Linked DNA regions of Homo sapiens: region 1 is linked to region 2. Evidence: chromatin loops called from intact Hi-C (ENCODE). Cell type or tissue: heart left ventricle. All regions are shown on one strand. Links, peaks and the distances in the headings refer to the core of each region. The heading gives the core; the rest is flanking DNA. Region 1 overlaps SOX6 (SRY-box transcription factor 6). Region 2 overlaps SOX6 (SRY-box transcription factor 6).

Region 1 (11,201 bases), core at 1,485-9,484, 56 kb after region 2:
GGCTCATCATACTATTTTCTCTACTTTTGTGTAGGTTTGAAAATTTTTCCACCATAAGGTTTTTTTAATGGAAGAAGTTTGTTATGAAAAATGCTAGAAAAAAATTAAATTTGACAGTTTTTTCAAAGCAACATGAAAACACAAATATACTTTCCTGTTGCTGTTGTTAACATAGTTATGTAGATGAATCTATGAAATGTAAAATTGTTGTTCTGATGAAAAGCGTCACTCAAGAGAAGAGCAATAGTTTATTTGATTAGGTATTTGGGGGCAAAGAGATGCTATATTGTGCTATACCATCTCTTCCTGTTAGTCTCTCCTTTTAATCTCTCTTCTCTCTGTCTCTCTCTCTCTCTCTCTCTCTCTCTCTCTCTCTCTCTCTCACACACACACACACACACACACACACACACGCTCCTCCTATACTATTGCTGTATTTAAAGAACCTCCTCATACCCTGAAGACATTAACAATGGTCAAGTAAAGTACAGGCCAACTGAGTTCATGCAATCCTAATAAGCCTGAAATGCAAGTTAGCTCAAAGGGCCCCATTAAACTCAAGTACTCCACCTGGACACTGTGCTTACCATGTTGAACGGAAACATAGAAGAATAGAAAAAACACTGAAATAAGTATTAAGTGCCCTAAAGTTTTACTCCAGCTCCCCATTTACCAGCTATTCAATACATTAATCATTAATTTCCTCATTTCTAGAATAGCATAAGAGTATCTGTCCTTCCTTACACTCAAAATTTTTATGAGGCTGAAATAAGGCATGCAAAAGCCCTTTGCAAACTGTAAACTATGTACGATTAGAGTATTATTAACTTAACAAAGACCCAGAGAATTCCTGGTATACTCATTTATACAACAAAGTCAAGCCATTACACATTTGACCCCACACTGGGAAGCTTTGTTGGGCCTTGGGTACCGTCAGGTGGTTCCTAAGTTTCCCATTGACTCCAAAATAGTGAGCAGGGAAGAAGAAAGATGGGTTGTAAATGAAATTTAAAGTATATTTAAGCTCACATACATTTAATCTGCCTTTGAAAAAAGAGAAGGGTGGAATTGAGCCAAACTTCCTAGTAACATTGTCTCCCACCTTCATATATATCCTTCAGGCTTTGTGCTGCCTTTCATACTTTACAGGTACACTGGCTATTCATTAACTTGATTTCACCTGAAAAATGTTCAAGAGAGGGAGTAGAGAAAAGGCAGGAGTACAGTGTGAATTCTCAAGGGTCCAGTATTCCCTGGAAATAACCCCGATTCAGAAGATTCTCTTCCCATCATATACAATTTCTTCAAACCCTTGCTCAACTCAAGACTATGCTAAGGCCTGGTCTTTCAATATATTTGAGTTTATAGTTATCCTACTCTGGATCAGCCACCTAAATACTTTATTCAACTTCTGTCCACATGACCTGGTGAACCTGCTCTTTTTATATGCTTTATAGTCTCATTTTTACCATTCCCATCCTCATAATAGGATGGTTTGTGGGCTTTGTGTTTGTTTACAAGGGCATTAGATATACTAAATATGAGAAAAAGCAGTATCAGAAGTAGATATCTAAGTGGAGAAAGCAGATATGTTCTAAAGCTAGAATTTTCTTCAAACCACTGAAATGCTAAACATTGGTACATTCAAATATACTTTTTAGTAAGATATTTTAGAGCCCAGTCATTCATTTATTAAATATTCTAACATTTATGGGGACATGCTATTAATATATATAAGCCTATGAGGGCTTGTCAATGACATACCAGATAGTGAAGTTTCATAACAGTTCAGTTACCAAAAAGTACACCTTTGATTTCTCAGTACTATATGATGTCTCTATGTAGAAGTTATCCTTGGACAAAGAGAAAGTATTTTATATAATACTTTCATTTCCAGAACACATTCAGAGATCTACAATCCTGATTTGTCTCAAACCTATTTCTTAGTCTCCATTAAACAAATCATATTTAACATAAATATATCCAGTATACAATTTTTCACAAATTAAAATGAAAGCTAATTTCTGACCTTTGTTTTTTAAAATTCTAATCCACAAACTGATAATTATTCAAAGGTCAGATAAAATAATATAATGAATTCTGGGCACAAGATGTCCTCATATTAATGAATTTATTGAGAAAAAAATTAAGTAATGGCACCAAAACAAATGGCAAGAATTAAAACAAAAATTTTAATTTACCAAGAAAAAAATTTTCCATTAGCTATTTGTATAGTTAAAAACAATTATTACTCCCTACTAAAATCAGTTACATGAAGTAAGGTTAAGATTTTTCTTAACAGTTTTAAACAAGATGACCTATTAGGGAATAAAATTAACAATTTCATACAACTCCCTGGTTGTATGAATAGAAATCAAGGTGCAGGATATGTGACTAGATCTGTGCATATGAAGTAACTGACAAGTCTGGCACACTCTGGTAGCTTCCATAACCTACTCTTTGAGCATGACTACCTCAGGATTTTCATCTCTTAAATAGCTAAGGTTTTCAGCAGGCAGTAAATAATGTGCGTTCAAAAACAACTGAGGTATCTCACTTTTATCTTTCTAATCAAGAGTCAGATTGCTATGCCTAAAGACATTTTCTGTCTTCAACTTAAAGAAATGAACACGTCAGATTAGATAAACCAGACAGCTGCTAACAAAAAACCTAGGTGTGCCTTTTGATTTACTAAAGCCCAGATGCATCCAAATCAAAGAATAAAAAGAGCACATAAATGACAAACTCCTAGAAAACTTTCTAGGTGCATCTGGGCTTTATTCGCAGCCTATCAATTCTGTGTCTGACAAACCAGTCCAGGATTTAAATCTCTGTAAGGAATAAAAGCAGAAGTTGATTGGCCCAGAGTAAAATGTGGTTTAACATGGGCCTAAAGTCCACCTGAATACACTACAATGGCTACGTCACAAAGAATACCAATACTCATCTTCAAGAAAAAAATACAGTGATGAAAATGGACTTCAAGTATTGCTACAATGGTTCTGCTGGGAGCTGAAGTCTAATTAAGATGATTAGATATAAAGTCTTTTAACAAAAAGTCTTTTAACAAGCATAATATTAATAAAGCAAAAAATCTGAAATTTCCTACACCTGCAATGATTTCCATGTTTCCATTTCAACTGCCATATTCACTGTACTTGTTTCGGTTACTACCCTCAGAATGGAGTTAAGTCAACCCAGATGTACTGTCTCTCAGACTATCAAGAAAGTGTCTTCCTCTAGGGCCATGAATCTTCATTTCTTCTAACAAACACAACCAAAGCACAATAAGAGCACTAAAAAATCTGATGAAAATAAACAGCTCAAAATCAAAGAGTAAATAAAATAGCTTTCAAGTTTTCTTAGTTGGTGAATTATTTCCATCTGAAACCTATGAAATCATCCATTTTATGACACTTTTAATAGTAATATTTGGGGTTATTAGCATGATAAACTTCTCACCTATTCATCTTTTACTTTTAAAAATCTGCTCATCTTATGACTAACACCTTGGCATTCAAACAAATACTATGCTGAGACAGAAAAAAATAAAACCTGTATAAATGACAGAGTGTTCAACCATGAACACATTGTCTTTTATGAATATTATAATCACAGAATCAATAAGCCTACAAAGAAAAAACAGGACACAAAACGTGTTTTGTCATTTCTGACGAAGTTATAAAAACAACAGACATTCAATATGCCAAGTGTTCTTCAATCCTTCATAATCATAGCCTTATTGAAGTGAGGACAAAAAGGGTCTAATTGCATAGGAGCAATCTCAATGTAATAGGTTATACACCCAGGCACTGCTGCACAATACAACAAAAACAACGTTCCCTGTGTATAGCAGAATGTCATCTCTCATTTTCAGGCAATTACCTTCTTTCTTGTCAACAGTTTTAATAACCTCCATCATCTCTAAAAGACTTTTGCTTCAGTTAAATAATTTTCAGCTTTTTAATATGCAAATGTGCTTGTTCATATGCATGGGTGAAGTGGCACTGCTACTTGAAATGTGTCAGTACATTGTGGAGCACCTGCACCTCGGGGAAGCTTGATTTAATTGACACCTAATACTATTCATTATTCCACTTAGTGAGCAACTCCTATTAGTCACCTGTAGGTTTTCCTATAAGCAGTGCTTTGGCCACCAATAAAAATATGAATATTTCTATAAATAGAATGTTCATATTTAGTAAATGGGGTTCACTACTGTCAGAGCTTTGGGAGAAGATAGGGGGATAATATGGAATCAATAGTTTTTTCAGCAGGCAATTTATAAACTTCCTCTCATTTTTCTATAAATTTATATATATATATATATATATATATATATATATATATATATATATATACGAGGTGTTGTGCTGTCTGGTAAACACAAGATGCTGTTTTCTTTTATGTGGCTCAATAAGTAATATCCTGCTCAATATAATGAATGAATAAATAAATAAATAAATAAATAAACAAATAAATGAGTGAAAGGAAGGATGGATGAATGGATGGATGGATGAAAGAACGAATAAACAAATAAACCTACCTTGCAGAATACACCATTACGTTTTTTGTTGTTGTTGTTGTTTTGTGTGTTTCAGTAGGGTGTTCTCAATTCTAATGGCTCCAGCCTAAAGGTGCTATTTAAACTGAGTTATTTACCATAATATAGGACCTACATATGCCACAAAGTTAAGAGGCAAAAGCAGAATTTTGTCTATAAACAAATATATATTGATGTCATCTTCTTAGGTAGGCAGGTAAATTAATGGCTAAAATAATGCTATTGTGAGGCATGTGCGTACACATTTTAAATGACTTCAAAATATCAGCGAGGAGAATTATAACACATATGGGATTTTGTGTATTTGTTGGTATTAATGTAATAAATATGTACTGTAAATGATGATAACTTAAGTCTATTAGTCTTTTTTGCCTTTATGAAAATGGAAGGATTAACAATGGAGGGTATGTGCAGACTTAATATTGGGGATGTTTCTTTACCACATGGTCTGTGACCTTATCATCCAGGCCACATTTCTTTCTGGCATTAATGCATTTGTTAGTCCCAGAGGCTTAAACTACAGATGTTTAACATCCTGCTTATGGGCAGATCATCTGGAATACAAAGTGAGAAATCTATACTACTTATTAGTATATATTATGAGTGTAACAGAGATTTAATAGCCCATTCAAACAAGATTAGTGAAACCATAGCTCAGGAAAGGAAAAGTATCATCTTAACTCAGATATGTTATCAAACCTGTGGGGAAAAACAAAGAAGAACTGAAAGTATATTTTCAGCTGGAATATGTTTTAGGACATCAAAAGAAATTGCCACTAATTAATGTTGTTTATATAATAGCATAAGAAACATTAATTATATCCTTCAATGTAAACTTAAAACCTTTTTATGGAAAGGGGATTTATAAGTAAGGTGGTAATCTGGCGCTTTGGAAGGCTTATCTACAACACACTAAGAGCGATCATAAATCATGTTAATGTCTAGAATCCAAAGAAAAGTGAGGTGATAGTGGGAAAAGATTGAGTTCTCTTAACCCCTAGGTCCAATCATTTCTATAGAATAAGTGAAAAAAAGAAAGCAGTGGTCAACTAGACCTTTGTTGGTATCCCCCAAAATGTAATCTCTAAACTGAAGAATGGCAGCTGGCAGAACAGCTGGTGAATAGGATTAATGTCAGAAGAAAGAAATAAAACTCAACATATGTCCAAGCCTGCGGTGCTGGGACTGAGCATGATTATACCCCGACGGATAGGCTGAATACAGCTGGAAAGTGCCACTGTGCCATGCTTCTCTACCCGACAAGGTCATCGCTAAGAAGTACAGCTAATGTCTGAACAGCAAACTCAACTTTGTCTGAAGAACTTGGTAACTGGTACAGAGAGGGAACCCGGGTTTTTAACCCTAACCATGCACTGAATAGTTTAACGCTCGGTGCTTAGTTTCCTGTACCACAAAGCAAACCAAAAGACAGATTAGCATTGAATCTAACAGATTGCACTAAAGTAAATATAATTTTTAAATCATTTAAACCGCTTAATCTCATCTCAATCACATCAAATATTTAGAGCAAACATATTTCCATCTTTCATTTAGAGTTTAAATAGGCACAAAGGAGAAAAAAATCTAATTAAATATCTAACAGTAGATATGCTTTTGTAAATTGTCAATGTTTTTCCAAAGTTAACATTTTAAAATTACTGAATCACAATTAGCAAAAATATTTTAAAGCAGTTTTTTATAGTACAGCCATCATGTTCTCACACTGAATAATATGAGAAAGTTTTATCTTCCTGCCCTATCCCCATGATGTAGTTGGCCCACTTTAGCCTTTTGTAATAGTAGATGAGAGACACCGGAATTTAACTGTTGGAACTAGCTACAGTGATAAACAGCAACCACGTGGACATTACAGATAGATGAGAAAAGGCTTTGTTATTTATAGAAACTTAGGCAGCATAAATTCTGTCCAATTGTTTCCTTATTAAACAACTACTGTAAACATTTTAAAAAGAGATCAGTAATCATTTCTAAGAGAGCACTGCCCTACTTGTTTCTGACATTTATTTCCTTCAGATGCCAGAGCTAACTTGAGCTCAACAAGCAGATTATCAGAGGCAACAAATCACCTTCCCATCTAAAAACAGCTAGCACTCTCACTACATTCTTTTGGCAACACATCCTTAAGTAGGGGTGGGAGTGGGGAGAGGGAGTTAGAGAATTGTATTACAAAAGAAAAGAATAGAGATGTGACTTTTACAGGTCTAAGCACAGTTCCACAGTCTCAAGGGAAATTTATGTGAAATTACAACCAACCAACAAAAATCTACCTAAATAGCCACTCTCTGAAGACATCACATTTTATTTCTCATATCCAAGATTAGTACTTGGGGGTCACCGCAGTGAGAGACGACCAGGCCCTACATCTCCTCTGCTTGCACTGTTCTGAGGCTGTCAAAAACCCAGAGCAGGATTATTCTCTACAGTCAAATGTAAACTTCTCACCACCTTGCTTATTTTCTTTTTCTCTTTCTACACATAAACTAATTACTGGCTTATATATGCATTATGGCAGCATCAATTAAAAAAAAAGCTCCAGAAATTAGGAAACAAAATTTTAGAAGTTTTAGGTAAGCATGCTAATGGTTTGAAATTCAAGGGGCCAATCACGCTTATTTTCTTTCTTAAATGATTTTCAAATAAGCATGGCCATATTTATGCAAGAGGGGCTTCTTACCAGGTAAGATACTCAATGGACCCTTCAAATGACATTTCAGATAATTCATCAGGCTAGAAAAATTGCCATATATCATCATTAATGTAATAAACAGTAAATGTTTATTACATTAATATCAGGAATTATTATTTTTAAAAGTCTTGAGCTTCACTTTGTGTACATGCCAGCTTTTACTTAGATCTAGGAGTAAGTAGCAACTTTCAATGCCTTTGGGCAATTGGACATCGTTATTTTATTTCTAAATTTTTACTGACATTTTAAAACTCTCCTTGGTATTTGGAATTTTTAAAATGTTAATCTGGTGTGGTACATAGCTCAATGAAATCTCAAATCATCCTACATTAAGTGTTTAACACTAAGGAAATAGTCACTATTTCTGGAAAACTCAAATGCTAGAAAAATCTATGTATAGTCCAAATAAATATTTAAATGAAGTTGCCAGTTTTAATGCTGTTATAATGGCTACTACCAACCATTTTATAAAATTCCAAGATTGCATGCTTTGAAGTTTAATGACACTCAACATTTTCTAGATTCTTTAAACACTGAAAAAAATTGTTTTTATTTGTCATTACAGAATATGGAACATAACCTCCATAGCTTATTAATGTCTTCTGAATTGTTTAAGGGGATTTAAAGATATGAGTTAAAAGAATTTCATAATCTTAATTTCAATTTCTCCTTTTCATTTAATAGTAGACATTCATTAGGACCCACACACTGTAATAAATTATAATAATTTCAAACAAGAATTAAATTACTAGGTACCTAGTGAAAGAGCCATTTTTTCTTAGGTACCCTGTAATCTAACTGTCAGATTTAAAATCTATTCCCAATCAACTCTTCACAACATTCACATTTATTCATCTATGTTAAATTAATAAAAGGTGTGAATAATACTGACAAAATTGATCATTATTGTTCATGTAGATTTAGAAAATTATAAGGTAATCTAAAATGTAAAAGGAATTGAGAGAAACTATTAAGGTTCTTATAAATAAATTCATCCTATGCTATTTTTTCAAATCAAGACTGAAAGTTCTACGAGACTTATTTAAATTAACTATACAAGGTATTTGATAAATTGTGCATTTTTAGAGCATAAACCATTTTCATTATTTTTGACAAATACCAGTACAAAGACTCTACTACAGCACTAGGGTTCAACAAATACTTTAGGAAGCTATGCCAAAATGATGTTGCAAAGTAAAACCTAATAGCAATCTGAGACAGTTTATAGCAGTTTGATGAAGAAAAGACACAATCACAAGAGAACATCAAAAGCAGATAGCCATCCGGAAATAAATACCACCCCCCCTCATCTTTCCTGTAGATATAGTAATGGAGGTATAATTCTTACCTGGACTACAAAAGAGAAATACAATTCTATTGACTAATGTCCCAAAACAGAACTCCCTTCACAAAACAAGTTTGCACACTTACTCTATTTCCTACCATCTAACCTTGCTGACCCCCTCCTCTTTAACTGGCATCCCTGAAGATAAAGTAAAACATGTCAACATCTGTTCCCATTCACACCGATTTTAATTTACCAAAAGAGCTTTGCTATTTTCAGAGCAGACTCCAGAGCACAATGACAGATTTAGGGCCTTTACTGGGGTTGCATTTCTAGTGTGTCAGCATTTCCTACTCACTAAGAGTAAATTCCAGGGGGTCACAACAAAGGAATAGCTGAAATTCAAACTTCATTATAGAGATTTTTCCCACCCTTACTTATTTCATCACAACTTAAACTACCAACAGGCTATCCTATTTAGTGAGGCATCACTGGTGCTGCACAGTAATTGGACTAAAATTATCTAGTCCTGGGGCAAAGATGAAGGTCCTTTAGGCCCTTCCTATGGAGTTATACATACATAATTACCTCTTCCAGAACTTTATATCTGATTGAAATTTAATCACCATAATATAACATTTTTATAACTCTTTAAATTTGTAAAATAGTATATGCTTTTTAAAACACTTCCACATCCTTAATGTCTGTTTCATAATTCAATTATAAGTACTGAGTTTTAAGCCACAATTATTCTTTCCAACCTAAGAATTCCATAGTTATGTCTTTTTTAATACCATGCTTTACTCAGATATTTTAAATGTGTATAAAGAAAGTCACTCTCACAACACCCCAGTTTCCCTAGATAATTCAGTTTTTAAGACACAATGTGAAGAGCAACTTGGTGAAACAATGCACAAGTTGTGTTGTAATCAAATAACAACTAAGACATGAGCAGCTGAGCAGAAGGAAGATGGGCAACGGAATGCTGTACAGCAATCAGCACTGTTGACTAATCAGAATTTGAGACACTAGAAGGTAATAAGGGTATTATAAAGAATGGCTTATTGAAGGAGCAGCTGTTTATGTGTAGCTCACTGTTTAAATGAGTTCCACTAGATTGCCATGGTATGTTTTGGTGAAAATGTTTAACTCCTTTTAAAATGATCATTAGAGAAGAAACGGCAAGTGGCAAGTTTGGAGATATCAAAACACCAACTAAGATTTAACAGCTTTAGAACAGTTATCTGGGTGGTTTGAAAATGGTAGGAAATGCCCATTTCAATGACCTTTTAAGTCAAAAGTACTTAGGTACTCATTCTTCTCTTAAAAACCTTAGAAGTTAGGTCTATTCCACTATCATTACTGGGTAATGTTATGGGCACAAAGATGAAGCAGAAATATAATAGTGGAATCTTCAGAGGATAAGAAAAAGAAAAGGCAGAGTAAAAACACCCATCAGGACAGCCACAAATTAAAGACTGTCTTCGAATTTAAAATGTGTCCATCTTCTCAATAAGAAGAAGGAATAAGATCCTGAATTATATTTCAAAATAAAAGTTTTACATATTTTTGTATTAAATATAATACAAAAGCCACTCTCCTACAATGACTTACAAGAAGTAAATAATTTTTAAAGCAGATGAGAGAGAATGCAAAATAACATTTAATTAACTAATGTTACTTTCATAAAGTAATAATCATCTTATTCAAAACTATTTGTCACACAGTTGTGATAGCTTTGTAATTGGACTGATTTACAGTTTTGTCTTCCTTACTTTCACCCAAGAAGCAAGTGTCTACTGTTTCTTCTGCCCCACAAAAAAAATTCCATAAATTACAACATAAATGCACCAAATAATACTTCACTGAATTTATCATAATATAGTATTATGAATATTTCATTTTGACAAGTGTTCGGTAATATTTTTAAGCAGTCAGCAAGTGGTCAAAACTCTGCTATCTTTTGTAACAGTTCACATGTCAAACTGGCAAAGTGCCCATATTGTAAGGCAGAAAAAAAATCTATTTAATGTCTGCCCCACAAGGCGACATGAGGTTTGATTGGCAGAAAGCAGAGAGTGGCTTTTGATCATGTGTCCTAACAAGCAGTTCCAGCTCCTGTCTTTTCAGCTGATGGGCTCCACATTACCCATTCAAACAGAAATGACAGACCACTGCACTACTCTCTGGCTCTAGTCACACGCAGTGGGAGCTATGCTGGAGACAGAGTCACTGATTAAATATATCACTTTTTCAAGACAAGCAGGTTGTCTGAATCAAAGTTGGACAGAATAGACTCAACATTATTAAAAGGGGATATAAAACTTGGATTGAGTGATGTTCAGCCAGTTTGCACAGCCTCAGGGATTCCCAGGCTGACAGGGGGAATAAGGAACAGCAGAACTCATAAAACAGGGTCAGAAATTAGCTGTGACACCTTGGCTATTTTCCCATCACTTTAGGACCACTGGGTTTCAAAATTCTGGAGTCTCTTTTTCACTTTTTTACTTTCTTTTTCTTTAAATGAATTCAGTAGAGGCAGAAAAACACATAAAAGCATGATTACTGCAGTTTGTCAATTATAGTCTTAAAGGGAATAAAATACTGGATGCAAACCCTTTGCGTCTTATTTTAAAACATACTAA
Region 2 (11,201 bases), core at 957-8,956:
GATAAGTCTTAATAAAAATGTTTTCTGTTTTCAAAATAGGTGCTCTTTAAACCAACAAACAATAAAAACAACTTAAATGTTGAAGAAAAGGCCCAGTTACATTATGAAAACCTCATTTTATGCAATACTTTCTGCCAACAAAAATAATATTTTAGAAGATAACTCAATCTCAGGAAAATTCATAATATATCATTAAGTGGGGAAAATAGATTACAAAAAAATTATAATGGGATGATTCTAATTTTGTGGGGAAAATTAACATAAGTATGCATAATTTAAAATGGAAAGAATATACAATAAGATACAAGTAGAATTAAAAGATAATTTCACTACCTTTTTGTTTTTTTGTATGTTTCTTACAGATAAATACATATGAATTTTATAATCAGAAAAATATAAGAGCTATCAAAAATACACAATGCTTGAGATATAATATTAAATACTGATAACCCATGATTGTATGTATTCCTCAAAGATATAATTTAGGTCACCTTAAAATTTCAGGAAAATGAGAAGTAATTTAGGTGGATAATAACTGGCCTGGTTTCCACCAGAATAAAAATGTATGTTGAGTTTTGGTAGCAGTTTACTCAAACTATTTCAATACTATTTTAACTGATTTTTTCATTTTTAAATTAATATATTCTTGGTACATTTTCTGTAAAAGATATTAGGATGTATGAAGAGATGATAATGGAGAATAAATAAAGATAAATTTAGTAAGAATCTTATATTTTATGCCCATAAGAAACTCAGAATAACACACAAATGAAAGTTCACATATCACAAAGAATCCAGAAAAAAAGGTTAAAGAATTTGAAAAGGCTAATTTTTCATGTGATTCACTTTTGTGATTTATACATTCCAAGTATCCAAGACTAGCACATTTTTTAAATTTTGAATTCAAAATTAGACTTAAATATAAAGAAAGACGGAAAGGGGGGGAGAAAATATACCCTGAAGTACAAAAACTCCATGTTGAATTATAACATAATAAAATGTTAGTTTTCACATTACTAAGAGAAAGCAGGACCCTCATCTTTCATGCTGGAAAAAGCTTGCCTTTGTACAAACCATTTCTGTTCTCACTGTTATAAAAAGGAATGACTTTGGAAAGGGAAGAAAACACAGAATGACGTGCAAAGTAGCAAACACCATGTTATTGCAGCTGGATAGAGAATATGTCACTAATGACTTTCTTTGTATCCATCAATAAGTTGAGTTTCTTTTTTTTTCCAAGACAGCAAATGGCCTTTATGGGTACAAAACAGAAGTAGGGGAACTCAAAATAATATCCAATTTCCACTGGTTTCGATACATAATTAGTTAATGCAATGATTTATTAATTATTTGCTGGGAAAAAAGATGACTTCCTTTTCTCTTCACTTGAATTGAACATGACATGCCTGAAAACTAGGAAATTTTCTGTAGTAAATTCAAAATAACATTTACATTAGATAATTATTATCAAATTTTCATCTTAACTCAGATATTATCCATGACCAATAGGAAGATTCACCTAAAGTTGTTGGATAAATTCAGAAAACTAATGTAACTAAGTACCCAAATTGTTAGTGCAAATCACAGTGATGACTGTCCGTAAGGATTGACAAAGTTGATGCGTGATCATGAATTTCATTCATAATGCAAAAATAATAATAATACAGCACTTCTTCTCCATAAATGAATCAGCAAGAGTTTGGTTAGTAGGCAAAAAGTATAACTCTCAACTGATAAGGTAACTTACTATCTGAATGGATTGGGATAGTCCACTTCTTAACATGTCTAAAAATAATAATATCAATCACGTATATTCAAAAGTAAAGATGTTTATTCTCATCTGAGTCAGAGACCACAAAATGCTAAACCTGATGAAATTTGAGCTTTATCAACATGGGATCGTCTGTGTATATTAATAATAACCACCAAACTTAAACTCATGAGTACTTTCTTAAGTGCCAGGTACTGTTCTAAGAACTATACATGTATTAACTTCTTAATGAGCCTATGAAGGAAATACTTGTATTATCCTCATTTTATAGATGAGGATTATAAAACATAAAACAGGCCCGGTGCGGTGACTCACACCTGTAATCCTAGCAATTTGGGAGGCCAAGACAGGCAGATCACGAGGTCAAGAGATCAAGAACATCCTGGTCAGCCTGGTGAAACCCCTCTCCACTAAAAATACAAAAATTAACTGGGCGTGGTGGTGCACGCCTATAGGCCCAGCTACTCAGGGGGCTGAGGCAGGAGAATCGCTTGAACCTGGGAGGCAGAGGTTGCAGTGAGCTGAGATCACGCCACTGCACTCCAGCCTGGCAACAGAGTGAGACTGCATCTCAAAAAAAAAAAAAAAAGAAAAGAAAAGAAAGAAAAAGAAAAAAAGAAAACTTCAGTGGCTTGTCCAAAGTTACTCTGTCCAGTGACAGAGCCAGGATTTGAACCAACGTAAACAAGCTTCAGAATCCCCCAATAAACCATTATGTACAGCACATTCTATAAACATTTTTAAAGGTGCTACAGGCAACCCATTTTGATTAGAAGAAATTCAAAATAATTTGGATTCATAAATTAAGCTATTATTATAATTTTAAGAGGGAAAACTAAGACTATCTTTAGCTTAATTTGCTCATCTTTTAACATAAGGTTTTTATACTTTTTTGTGAAGTAAATTAATGAGGCAGCATATCCTATAAGTTATATGTTTATAGACTAATACAAAAAGTGGGGAAATTTTTCAGTTTGTAAACATTGCAAGGAATAAAAGCTCAGAAACCTATAATATTCACCCTCTCATGTACAATCAAATGTTACATGTAAGATTTACTGTTACAGTACAGAAGATCAGCAAATACATTGTTATACAAAATAACATCACATCACTGCATTGACATGTTCGATATATTTTATGTTGTACCTTTAATTTCTCCAAGAAGTTCACTGGTATTTAGTCTTTCCATTTTTTCCTTCCAATCTTTTGAAAGTAGTTTTTCCATGCAGGAGGAATCTATTAAAATACAAAAGTAAGTATTAAAAATATATATTTATTACAAATTTAGAAAGTCAGTTTATGGGGAAATTCTCATTTAAGAATGCATAAAGCTGTTTTTGTTGCTGTAGCTTGAACCCCAGGATATAGAAAATTACATTATTCTATAATGTGTATTATAAAATACCACCACAAAGTTTATTTTTACCAGATAATTATTTAAACTATCATCTAAGAGAAAAAAGATAATGCTCAATAATCTGTTTTAGTATTATAATTCTATTAATATTCAATCAGCATTTGTCATTTCTTAGACTGATAGTACAGAAAAGAGGGCTCTTTCCTATTAGTTTAACATTAGATACTCCTTTTAATCCAGGCAATATTTTTTAAGTCCAAGCAAAATGTATGTGCTGTGCAAGAAACAATAACAGATAATCAAGAGAGAAGAGCCCAATCAATCTGTAACCACTTAGTTCTTAAAAAAGAAATCTAACTTTTATAAAATATCCAATTAAAGCAAAACAAGAAGAAAATGAAATTAAGATGTTCTCTGACCCCTAGTAATAAAACTGCTAAAATTTTTCTCTTATGTAAAAACTGATACATATTTTTATTAAATAAATACCTATATAAATGCCATTTATTATTTGCCCCACTGTATTTCTAAATAGCATACTAAAATACAGGGAGTAATTACACTTGTTTTTATCAAGATTCATAAAGACTACAGAAATCCAAACTTTAGAATGTCTTGATAATTACCAAATTTTTCTCAATGAGTTATTTCTGCTCTCTATGCAAATGGATTTGCAACTGGTGCTACTGCTTACCACTATTTATTTGTATCTTTTAAGCCTCAAATCTTAACAAATAGGTCATGTTTCCAAAAGGGAATGCAGATTTAAATACTAAATCCTTAGTGCAAAGCATACTCCCATAAAACTTTAACATTCCAAGTGTCAAAATTCTGATAACTTCCTTTTAAAATTATATTTAAAACAGTTACTCCAATTCTAAATGCCTTTTCTCTCTCGTATCAGCACCTATCTCTTTAGTATTTTCCCTTTCATTTTTTATTTTCTCCAGCTTCTAAATCCTCCTTGAATTTTTCAGAATGACAGTAAGGTCAAGATGGATCTAAAGGGCTTTAGAAGCTAGATAAGCTTCAGAAAAAGACCATGAGCCCTGGCTAAGAGATGAGAAGACCACTGCATGGTTAGAAAGTATTGGTGAAAAAACAATTAACATTTGTCTGTGACACTATCAATCAATCAAGGAAGGGATAGAATCCAGATCAGTGTGTTGTAAAAACGGCTGATGAAGAACAACCATCCGAACTGGCTATCACAGAGCTGAAGTTCTTTCTAAATAGAAGTCAGCTTGATTTTATTAAATGAAAGCTCCTTGCCCATTCCCTTACTTCTTCCCTCCCGTTTTCCTTCCTTCCTACCTTCCTTCTTTCTTTATTCCATTATTTCCTATTATTTTCTCAGTCTTCAACAAATGATCTACTACTGTGCTTCAAAATTGGATTCTGAGTGATGTTCCAATGGAGCCTACATGCAGATGCATATGTTCGGGTTGCATTTAATTGCTTAAATAGCCTCTTACTATTTTTTATTCAAATTCAGAAATGAGATATATATTTTGTTCTATACTTATTTTGTTTTTATGCTAAAGTCATAAAAATGATAATACTAAGTTAAGAGTTAGGAAGCAATTCTTCAAATCCATGCCTGTCACAGATTGCTTTTTCTCAAATCAGGTTTGAATTTCTGAAAGAGATTGATATAACGTTAGAGTATGGATAAGAATAGTCAACAAAAAGTTTTTATTTTAATATCCTACCCAATTCTGTTTTTTTTAGCCTTTCATATGTTATATCAGTGCACTAAGCTAATAATTACTGATACAATTACAAAAGCATAACTTTTTTAGCTAAAGTTTGAGTTGAGAGCATATAGTATAGTAGTCAAAGATAAAAGCCCAATTTATTTGTAATAATAACAAATTCAGAGCAAGTCCATATACTAGGATTAAATGCATTTTAGGATGTAAAACAGGCTAAAATATGTCTCTCATTTCTATAAATAGACCTGAAATCTTTTAGAGCTCCAAGAAAAGAATGCTAAAACTTCATGGGAGAAAAAGAGAGCTATATGAACAACAGGAATACACACTTAAACCATGTGGACACAGCTTTATATAAAAGCTACTCATTAATAAAATGGCTAATAACTTCAAAGCGTTTCGCATTCCTATTAGAAAATTAATCCTTACTGCAATGCTCAGTTAATCTAGCTATATGAGTTCCCATTTCAGTAGAAGAAATTGAGGGAAAAAATAAAGCAGCCTTTGCATATCTACATTTTCAGCCATGAAAATATTTAATAGCAACCACTGATTGCCTTTATCTATAGGACAATGAAAGTTAGTACATACAAGCTTATCAATGTTTAATCTCAGGACTAGGAGATTCCAGGAAGACTCGAACCTGTAAGAAAGTCTCTTGACAAATGACTGCTTTCTACCCCATTATCTGACTGCCAAACCTCTAGAGGCATACCACAATTGGTGCTAAGCATTCTCCACGTAATAATATAAAGTAAGTAGGATGATATTTTTTCTCAGAAGTGAATTGTTACTAAGCACTCTATAAGCAGAAGACACTACTGCTACCACCAAAAGGTTCCTGATTTGAAATGAGAAAATATGTAATTGATACAAAGTTACAAATAAAATTTATGTTTTCAAATTTCTATCTCAAAACAATATCCAGGTATGGGTACAAATTAAAAGTAAGGATCCATTCCCTTTGTGCCACATTCCTCAACTACATTAATGGGACATTAGTATTACAGAGGCAATTGATCAGATCAGACTTTGACCTATTCTGATCAAGCATAAATGCAAAAATCAAAGTGGTAAAAATAAGCAAAGAAGGCCTGTTTGCATTATGTACATGGAAAGAATAAGATCACACTGAGTGGCTTTAACACAGTAATCATGTAAGATTCCAAATGGAAAAAAAGGACTGAACAGCCCCAAGACACTCTTGGATTATTTTATAAACATAAATATATTTTACAAATTAATTTGAAAACAATTAACTAATTAGTTACAATGCTGCCACCATCCTCAAAACAATTAAACAATATGCAGTAAATTTATTATCTGACTTTGACTTTTCCAAGTTTAATGTCTTTAAGTTGTCATCATCTGAAAAACAGGAGAGAAAATATATGCTTTTTGGAAATGGAAATAAAGAATCACAACATTACAGCATGAAAAATGTCACCATAATATGTACATATTTTTAAAAAATGAACGTAAGTCATAATGCTAAAGTAGCATTATGCTAAAGTCGTATTGAAATAGAAAATGCCAAAATTAATTCCTCTTACTTTGAAAGAATCTGTTTCCATTAACCAATATTTATTCAATGAAATGCAGGACTTTATCTTCTCTAATTTTTATAAATAATAATGATTAAAAGAGTACTATCAAAAATCGCGAGCTGGACTTCAGTTCTCACCTATAATTTAAGCAAGGATGTAAACGTTTTGATGTATTATAAATTATCAGTTGCATTGTTTCTGGTTTTTTCTTTCCCTTTTCAAATTAAAGCTTTTCTCTTTCAAGAAATTTGAGAGAAAAGGAAGATAGAATTCAGAACTATTTTGTTTTTAAAATATCATGCATAATAAATTACAAAGCAATGTTTCTGCTTCCTAAGTACTTAGGTTTCGGGCCAGGTAAGTCAAGAATGCTTTATCACAGCTGAGTAATGTTTTCGCTAATTAACTTAGTAATTAATTTTATGATGTAAGAAAAATGAAAAGAAAGAGTATGTGAGATATTGATTTCCTAATCTGTGTGGTGATATTTTGGGAACAATTTTAAATTACTTCTAGTCAGACAAACCTGCAGCAGTATTAACTCCCACACTGTACAAAATAAAGGTATTTCAGATAGATCAAAAATAAATAAACAAATTGTCATTAAACTTACAGCATGGGGAAGAGGAAGAGATAATGTGACAAATCTTTATTGCACTTTACAACAATCTACCTATAAGCAAACACTTATTTTCCCTTTACCTCGTGATATTTAAACTTAGAAATGCTAAAACACTAGAAACAACATAAAAAATATCTTCAAAATATTTTAGTGAGGAGAACAATTACTGCTGGCTCTATGTGCAGATTTTCTGTTGCTTATTAACACTTTGAGAAAATAGTAAAGCAATTCCTTTTATTTTTACCATAGGAATCATAAATTTCAAATGTAATAAATTTTTCTATTTACCCAAGAACAATGATAACTTATCAAAAGTATCCATGACCTTGGTTTACAATTAAATCCAGCAAAATATATTTATATCCCCACTGATTATCCATCTCACATTTTTCATTAGGAAACACAGAGTTGCACATGCCAGTTACTGTACATTTTTCCACAGTGGCAAGTGCTCCACAATACAGTGGGATAAAATTGGAACTTGGAGAGCTTGAAGAGCACTCTTAAATTTTAATTAAAACCCTCCAAGCTCACTAAAAATAATTAGACACTAAAATGTGCCAGTTTTATTTTGAAGTCACTATAACGTACAAAGCACACTCCCTGACGACTGCTCATGCTCTTCTCTCTCTCTCCCCCTCTCCCTCTCTCTCCAATGAAACAACTGATTTTCCAAATAAGAACAAGGGAGTATAAATAGAGGCTGTTTTCAGGCCTGCTCTTCACGCTGGGAAGCTGACAGAAAGACAGCGGAGTGGGTTTTTCAGACTACACCAAATAAACCTAGAATAACTTCCCTAACCAAGAGTACGAATCACTAACAAACTCTAGATAAAATCCAGTCTGCAAGTAACACCATGAGTTATATTACTGATCTTTTTTGATCCAAAAGTCAAACCTTTAACCTCTTAAATGTTTTTGCTATCTTAAAATATCTCATACAATACTATATTCCGTCCTATTTTTAGCCAAGCAGCAAGAGAAAGCATGCCTTTCCCATACAGCAGGGCAATGATATAAACATCAACACAGATGCTCTGCCAGGAGGAGCTGGACTTCTCAAGCACTTGATCATTAAGGAATGCACCAACTGTTTTGGATAATCTCGTGCCAGCTCCCCTTTTGCTCCACACTCCCCTCTGGGAGTGGCCAATCTTGTCCTGGTCCTAATTTTTCATTTTACTCCTCCATAACACCCCTCCCCCATTACCAAAAAGATGAGAAATGGCATTTATGCCTAGCAATGAAAAAGCAGGCTCACTTCCCCAAACAGACCAAAACTTTAAAACAATTAACCCTCCCCTCTTCTTTCAGATAAATTACTAAGTATAAAATGCAATCTGTTTCCTTTGTTTACTCAATATGAACAATTTGTAAATGACTCAAGGATAAAATTCAGAAAATGTTGTGCTAAATTAGAACCATTATAAACATGCTAATGACTCAATGCTTGAGTAAAACATGCATGATCGGTGTGAAAAAATAGATTTAGTTCCTGTGAAATTCTGTTGTGCTGCCTTAAAACGATTTGGTCATTAAATCAGATATATTCCTTCCAGGAAAAATGTTAATTCCAAAACCACTTTACTAGATAATATAGTGTGTGTGTGTGTGTGTGTGTGTGTGTGTGTGTGTGTGTGGCAGTGGAAGCTATTGGAAATGTAATTAGAACTGTTAGATGCAAGATTTTGGAATGCTCATAAGGAAGAAAAAGCTCCATACCACATTTGAAACCTGTACATACACATACAGACATCATCATAATCGGTACAATATTCTCTCTATACACAATTTTTATCTGCCAAATTCTTAGATATTTTTTTCATAGGCATTCCTTAAAACCAGTACTTAACATACGTCAATGAAAGTCACATTGTTCTATAGGTGCAGGTAAGAGTTATCTCTTTTATCTGCTTTCCAAGGCTGCCTAACACCTATAACAATAACAGAAATTGTTCAAAAGCAACTTCTGAAATTTCCTTCAAAGCACAACTGTTATCAATGCCAATCTAGAAAAAGAGGGAAACATACAGCGGATGATTCAGAAACCTATGGCCTGCTGCTATAACTAAAAAAGACTTCAATGATCATAAAGACCAATACCCTCATTTCAGAAATGAGAAAACAGAGTCAAGATAAGGAAGTCACCTGTCTTGCCAATGTCAAAATGTTGGTGACAGAGCCCTAACTACAGTGCAGTGCTTGTTTTGCTGACATGACTATTTAAATCATTATTTGAACATAGGTTTGATTGTCCCCACAATGTAGTATCCAAAAGTGAAAAATAAAAAAATTACTAATTATTTGCTTCAGATATGAAGTAAGACACTCTAATTCTTTGGAGAGGGGTGCAAAAAATCCTGCATATTGCAATGAAAACCAATAGTGGTCAACTGCCAGTTCTCCTATGCACACTCACTTATGCTGGTTTTCCTTTCCTCCACAATTCTTTTTCCATAATGCTTTATTTTGTTTGAATTAAAAGCTCTCCTTTTCTGAATACCATCCACTAATGAATAGGTAACAGTTTCCTAAAATTACTGTTGAACTCATAAGGTAATTCCTTCCAAGGTAAGTTTTATTTTCATCTATCAGAAGTACATGTGCAGGCTGAAGCCTTGGTTTTTCACTGTATCTTATTGCCCAGGAGGCCTTCAGATGTGCCACAATTTTAATGGAATAAAAACATTCCATTAGAAACTATGGCTGTCCATGTTGCTAAAATATTACTCATCGTGACATCTTCTCTATCCCCTATTTTCTGCTCCTGCTTTTTGGGTTCTACAACTATTTGTTTTATTTTTACTTTTTAAAATACATACTTCACTTTTTTAAAACTGTATTCTAATTTCTGTGGAGATAATAATTTCTGTATCCAGTGTGTCCTATATTCTTTATTTTGGTTTCTTTGGGAAAATATTTCTGACTGCTGTTGTCTTGATGAGAGTGGTCAATCATAGTTCTATGTTGCTTGCCTTCTACTGCTCCCCCTTGCCACACAAAGACAAATTCAATCCAATCAGAATTACTTGCTGGAACTATCTAAAGGCTCTCTCATGCTCAGGTTGGAAGCTATATGCATGTGGACAGTCATGACCATCCCACCTGGCACATAGATAGAGCCTGCCTGCAATAAGAGTGAATGAAGCCAAAAATAGAAAGAAAAGCAGAAGGAGCAGCAGTAAGAATGGATACAGAAAAAAATCTTTACCTCATGTTAGCATACTTACATCCCAAAATAGATAAAACAGAATTTTATTCCTGGGCTTTTGGTAATGTAAGCCAATACATTCCTATTAATTTGAGTTGGGTTTCTGCAAGTTGCAACTTAAAAAAATCTAAACATTATGAAAACCATAACCAAAAGTGTCATACATACACGAATGTGCTATATTCTAAATTTTAACCATCTGGAAACCACCAAAGAGTTAACTTGTACTACCACATTGAAATATTTATTATGTATACAGTCATGAGCTGCATAAAGACAAACTCCACATACAATGGTAGTCTTGCATAAGAGTATAATGTCATATATTTACTGTAACTTTTCTATGTTTAGATCCACAATTATTTATCATTGTATTACAACTGCCTACAGTGTTTAGTACAGTAACATGCTGCACAGGTTTGTAGCCTAAGATCAATAGGTTATACTATATAGCCTAGGTGTGTACTAGGCCATACCATGTAGGTTTGTGTAAGTACCCTCTATGATGTTTGCATGACAATGAAATTGCCTAAGGATGCATTTCTCTGAATGTATCCTCATTGTGAAGCGACATGTGACTGTGCTTTGAAACAAACTTCTTGCTTCATTGAAAGATATACAAAGACCTTAAGGTAAATGTTTAAAGCATTGCTACTTACAATAACTTGTCTATATAAATTAGGACTTTCTCAACATGATGCAACCAAAAGAAAACACACCAGAAATTAAGTGAAAACTGAGGCTCATTAAAAAAAAACAAAAAAAAAACCTTTCCTCTGAGATCAGCAGTCCCTAATTTCAAAGTTACGTGTTCAAAACAGCTTCACTGTTCTGATTAATTGACTTTATAGTTAATGCCATAATATTAAATTATAAAATGTTTTTACTGATAAAATATCCATTTTTATCTATTTTACTTTATATATTGGCAATCCACAAAAGATCAATTTAAAACAAGGTTATAGTCCTCAATTT

What was found. A loop is a pair of places that touch in the nucleus more often than their neighbours do. Peaks named below come from ENCODE experiments on the same cell type or tissue, not always from the same donor. Only the 100,000 strongest peaks of a DNase experiment are listed, where the experiment ranks them.
Region 1: a loop joins it to region 2, with 2.3 times the contacts of the local background. A loop is called at or near these places in 3 of 110 quality-filtered maps.

The regions. Positions count from the first base shown.
Region 1 is chr11:16,286,917-16,298,117 of GRCh38, forward strand. All of the region lies in intron 3 of SOX6 (SRY-box transcription factor 6), which reads right to left. Among named protein-coding and RNA genes, the nearest start is that of SOX6, 64 kb to the right of the region's middle. RefSeq lists enhancers at 3,131-4,419, 7,745-9,100. In heart left ventricle, for the core only: no CTCF peak of the experiment used is centred there; no DNase peak of the experiment used is centred there; H3K27ac peaks cover 2,131 bases.
Region 2 is chr11:16,231,662-16,242,862 of GRCh38, forward strand. SOX6 (SRY-box transcription factor 6) reads right to left here. Exons shown (of 16, transcript NM_001367873.1): 4 at 2,921-3,010. Among named protein-coding and RNA genes, the nearest start is that of SOX6, 120 kb to the right of the region's middle. In heart left ventricle, for the core only: no CTCF peak of the experiment used is centred there; no DNase peak of the experiment used is centred there; H3K4me3 peaks cover 1,748 bases; H3K27ac peaks cover 3,154 bases.